Regions from separate parts of the Homo sapiens genome. Here region 2 is linked to region 1. A link is a contact called in ENCODE Hi-C or POLR2A ChIA-PET data. All regions are on one chromosome and are shown on one strand. The core of a region is the stretch at or near the end of the contact, and the rest is flanking DNA. Distances in the headings are between cores, read along the strand shown.

What was found. Hi-C counts contacts between places; a loop is a spot of excess contacts on that map. ChIA-PET counts read pairs that join two places held with the same protein, here RNA polymerase II (POLR2A). Pooled maps may share reads with other maps.
Region 2: a loop to region 1 is called in a pooled map, with 4 times the contacts of the local background. The contact joins the promoter of ACOT8 here to the promoter of WFDC10A in region 1. A Hi-C loop is called at or near these places in 2 of 50 pooled maps. POLR2A ChIA-PET finds 5 or more read pairs at or near these places in 2 of 52 experiments (A549 and WTC11).

The regions. Positions count from the first base shown.
Region 1 is chr20:45,628,457-45,631,054 of GRCh38, forward strand. It overlaps WFDC10A (WAP four-disulfide core domain 10A), which reads left to right and starts at 1,283. Exons shown (of 2, transcript NM_080753.3): 1 at 1,283-1,448; 2 at 2,414-2,598. The coding sequence starts at 1,358. The coding sequence ends at 2,562. The region is part of intron 1 of WFDC9 (WAP four-disulfide core domain 9); the gene reads right to left.
Region 2 is chr20:45,856,093-45,858,690 of GRCh38, forward strand. It overlaps ACOT8 (acyl-CoA thioesterase 8), which reads right to left and starts at 1,300. Exons shown (of 6, transcript NM_005469.4): 1 at 1,096-1,300. The coding sequence starts at 1,223. ZSWIM3 (zinc finger SWIM-type containing 3) reads left to right here and starts at 1,522. Exons shown (of 2, transcript NM_080752.4): 1 at 1,522-1,888. The coding sequence starts at 1,734.

The DNA of each region.
Region 1 (2,598 bases), core at 33-2,532:
TAAGGAAAATGCAGCTTCTATTTGAGATGATGATTCTCCTCTATATAACCCCTCTTTGCTAGGATAGTTATGACAGTGTCCAGTCTCTAAATTGTTCATTTATGAGTGGACAAAAAGAAAAACTAGGAAAGAGAGAGCCTTTGGGAAGGGTCAAATACCACTCTGTAAACTATAGGTACAAATATCAGAATTTTTGAATTATAAAGGATATCGCAAAGGATACAGAGGAAGGTGCATAAGGTGAGATATGGGGGAAAGGCTAGAGAGCTTCCTTTGAATGTAAATTACAACTGTGGACTGAAGGAGTCTGCATTAGGAGTTCAGAATGTCAGAAAGAGGTTCAAATCTTTAGAAGATTATCATCATCAGAGGAAGAGGGTGATCTTCTTCCCAGCTTGCATGCCTACTGGGAGTCCAGTGACCCTAGGTTGTCCCCTCTTTCTCCTGTTAGGGAAGAAGAAACATCTTCACTTCTGAGAGTTCATTTCCTTCATGATATTCAAGGTCAGTGACCACCTCCTCCTGGACAGCCTGCCAAGCCTTTGACTGATAGGTCTCTCCCCCTGTCTGAGCTCTAAGATATTTACTATGTTTCTCCACTAGCCCTTCTGTCCCATGCCCTACAATAGTCTCTCTTTCTGTGTGTTTATGTGTGTTTAAATTTGTATATGTATATCTGTGTATGTGTTTATATACATTTATATATGAAACAGCTACTTACTCTTTCACTCAGGAATTCTAGCTCTCTTAGTCTAAAGAAATCAAAGATTTATAAATAAAAATAATATGACATTCTCTAGATTATTAGTAATTAGTACAATACAAATACTTGATTATTAGCATTTGAGAGCTGTGCAATTATGAAAATCCACATTTTGAGAAATACTTACATGATTAAATAAGGGTGGCAAAAATAGATAACAAAAGTTGTTTATATTAAAAGGATTGTTTATATTAAATATGGAGAGAAACTAAAAGATAATGCAATGAAACATCAGTTAATTCTAAGCAACTCTTTTTAACAATATATTTTTTCTTTTCTTTTTTCCATAAAACATTTTGTAATTAGAAAGCAGAAATAAATGATATCTTTCATTCTATCGGCAAGAACACAAGACTGGTTATGTGAAAGGAGGAGGCGTCATTCCTGCGGAAGCCCTATCCCACATGACGAACGACAAGGCCAGGGGCAAGCAAAAAGAGGAAGGACTCTCTTGCTCTGCTCCGACTTGGCCAGTAGAGGCAGTGAGGAGCTAAAGATCATTCCTTCTTTCCTTCCTTCACTCTCCGTAGACAGCTCTGCAGGGAAGTCTGTGACAACCTGGCCAGACATAGGGCTCACGATCTGATCAGAGTCATGGCACCCCAGACTCTGCTGCCTGTCCTGGTTCTCTGTGTGCTGCTGCTGCAGGCCCAGGGAGGATACCGTGACAAGAAGAGGATGCAGAGTAGGTGATGGGCTGCTGGATGGGTGAGGGGGAATTGGGTAGGGGGAATGGAGGGCCTGTGTCCAGTCTGAGTAGGACCTAGGAGTTGGAAACTCTCTGCATATCCAGCTCTGACCACAATGTTGTGTAGACTCTGGACTGTCCCTAAACCATGGCCCTCCAGCCCCTTAGCTGGCCCTGGGAATAGTAATGGGAATGAAGAAGAAACCTGCATATTTTGCTGTTCCTTCTCAATACTTAGAGAGAAATGGCACATCCCATAGTGAAAGGCGCACCAGGGCTGAGAATCCAGTGGGGAAAGCAAGACAATTATTATTTGATTTATGCACATTTGTGAGGAGTAAAGATTCAGAAGTGGTTATGACGGTAGGTGTAGGTGTAGAATGGGTATAAGTGTAGGGAAATAGGACATAAGACAAGCAAAAGTTGGGGTACACAGAGCCAAGTTAAGGTTATCATCAAAGGGGCAAGGAGAGTGGTGGTGGAAAGGGAACTAAAGAAGGGGCAGGAAGACTAGAGACAGTGACAGTGAGCAGAAGAGAGGGAGAGACAAGAGGCATGTTGATCCTCATCTCTGAATTCTACTATTCAGAGACTAGGAGAGAGTTTGAAAGATGTCTCATGCTTCTTTGAGCTCTCAGGATCAGACTGTAGATTCTTTGGTGGTGACTTCACCAAGGCCATGACTAGTAAGGGAGATGGAGTTCTGATTGCTGGTGTGTGGAGAAGGTCCAGGAAGCCCAGGCATTGTGGTCTAATGGGGTAAGGTGTACAGTGGAGAGACAGGATTTAAAATATGACCAATCACTAGGATTTGGTGATGGGCAGGAAGGTAGTTCTATGAAGAAGGAATCCAGGAGTATCATGACTGAGACCTGGGTTCAAGGGTCTTGGAGGAGGCTTCAGCTTGAGAAAAATGTTCTCTAGGAAACTGCGTTTATTTACCGTTCTATTCTCCTTGTCAGAAACACAGCTATCCCCAGAAATCAAAGTCTGCCAGCAGCAGCCTAAACTATATCTATGCAAACACTTATGTGAATCTCACCGAGATTGTCAAGCAAATAACATATGCTGTTCTACCTACTGTGGGAATGTTTGCATGAGCATCCTGTGAGTGGGAGAGTGGGCTGGGATGTGCATCCTGCTTCCC
Region 2 (2,598 bases), core at 50-2,549, 230 kb after region 1:
ATGTCTACTAAAAATAAAAAAGTTAGCTGGATGTGGTGGCAAGCGCTTATGGTCCCAGCTAAACGGGAGACTGAGGCAGAAGGGTCACTTGGGCCCAGGAGGTCGAGGTTGCAGTGAGCCATGTTCGTGCCACTGCACTCCAGCCTGGACAACAGGGCCAGATCTTGTCTTCAAAAACAAAAATCAAATAGCCCTCCAAGAAGTTATTTACAATTCCTTAAGTGGAAGGAAGGGAGCTCAAAGTAAGATAACTTCCAGTAAAGCCAGGAGAAGCCTTGGAGGTCAAAGCTGTTAGAAGCCTTGCTGCAGGGGGCTGGGCGCGGTGGCTCATGCCTGTAATCCTAGCACTTTGGCAGAGGTGGGCAGATTACAAGGTCAGGAGTTCGAGACCAGCCTGGCCAACACGGTGAAACCCCGTCTCTACTAAAAGAAGTTAAAAAATTAGCTGGGCTGTGGCGCGCCTGTATGTCCCAGCTAATCAGGAGGCTGAGGCAGGAGAAATGCTTGAACCCGGGAGGCGGAGGTTGCACTGAGCCGAGATCGCACCACTGCACTCCAGCCTGGGCAACAGAGCAAGACTCCGCCTCAAAGAAAGAAAGAAACCCTTGCTGCAGTCAAGAACTTCAGCGATGCTGGGAAAGAAAAAAACATGCTTAGGCCTCAGAATAAGTAATGAGAAACCAGACCCACCAAATGGTACTGGGGGCGGGATATTGTGAGAAGAAAAGGATACTGAAGACACAAGGAGCTGCGGCGTCGGTTTTAAGGCTGATCCATCAGCTGTGTGCCCTTGGGCAAATCACTGCCCTCTCTGGGCTAGCTCCCCCGTGAAGGCTTAGGGCAGGCTGCCGAGCAGGGTCTCTCAGGTCACCACTATATTTGCTCAGCTGTGCAGACCTCGCAGCGCGGAGAGGAAGGGAGGAAGCCAGAGCAGAGAGGACAGCTCTGTTGGGGGCGAGTTCTCTCCTAATCGTGGCAGAGGGTGCATCCCACGCAGAGCCATACTAGTCCCGGAGCCAGGGGCCCCGGGCGGCGGCAGTCAAGATCAAGTTTCTGCCCTAAAGGAGGGGATGCTGGGCAGGAGCTGCCGGCTACCTGAAGAGATCCTCGTCCAGCGGCTCGAGGTTGAGCACGGTCGTGACCAAGACGCTACGGAGGTCCCCAGGGGGATCGCCGCGGTCGCCACAGCCCTGCCCATCTTCTGGGGCCTGCGGGGACGACATCTAGTTCAATGCTGCAGGCCCTGCACACCCGCTCCGCGGAAGACGCGGAGACATACACAGAACCTGACTCTTCCGGCAGATTGCCCTAGTAACCGGAAGTCTCCTGCAGACCCCGGGAAGGAGGAATCTAGGTTATGATTGGTCAGGACTCCTGTCAGTCCGCTGGTGGCTGTGGCCCTCTTTCTCTAGCAATTGGAGAAAATGAATGCCAATCTGCGAATCCTGTGTGTGACTGGATATGTCGCTGAGGAGGCGGAACCTCGGGACTGGATAATATGGACTGAGTGTCATTTCCCCTGTCAGATAGCAAATACACCCCCTTCCTCTTGTAACCCGGTCAGGCCTAGGGTTCCTCCCTGAGTTCCAGAATAGGCCACCCAGTTGGGGCGGACCCTTAAGGCATTCTGGGCCCACGCCTGCCTATAAACCCTCATAGTGTGACCTTTGACCCCTGGTGTGATCTTGGGCCCGGGCTGGGACCAGCCCCTAGTGTGGGTTGTGGGGGCGGCCATGGAGCTGGGCAGCTGCTTCAAGACCTATGAGGACTTCAAGGAGTGCTTCAGCGCCTACAAAAGGGAGAACAGGTGCTCCTTCATTCTCAGGGACTGCGTCTCCGTCCGCTTCCACAACCTCAACCATGGCACCTCCATCCGCGAAGACATCCTGTAAGGGCGGGCGGGGCGGGGCGGGCCAAGAGGGTGGGGAGGAGGCTGGACCTCCGGAGGGCTGCCTGGAGGAGGAGGGGTGCATAGGCACGCATTGGGCTGCGTGGCCATTCATTCAACAGGCACTCATTGAGCACCTGCTGTGTGCCTTGTGAAGAGAGCTAAGCCTCCACGGCCATTGGTTTTTGACCACCCACTCCACTTTCACTCCATTCACAGGCTTTTCTGGAATTTATAACTGCAGTTTCTCCCATTGTTTTGAGCAGCTGCAGCAACCCAAATACAAAGTATGGCTTTCATAAACGGATAAAAACACCTTGGCGATAATTTCCTTCATCAGTCTCCTCTTTACAAAACAGTCACATGGTCGTTGGAATGTTCGTTCATTCATTCATTCAGTTTTTAGTTCTTATATATTTGTTGAAACAGGGTCTCACTCTGTCCCCCAGGCTGGAGTGCAGTGGCACAATCAGCTCACTGAGCCTTCAACTGCTGGGCTCAAGCGATCCTCCCACCTCAGCCTCTCAAGTAGTTGGAACTGGAGGTGCACGCCACCATGCCTGGCTAATTATTTGATTTTGTACAGACTGGGTCTTGTTATGTTGGCTAGGCTGTTCCCAGACTCCTGGACTAAGCGATCTTTCGGCGTCTCAAAGTGTTAGGATTACAGGCATGAGCCACTATGCCTGGTCTATTCATTCATTTTGTAA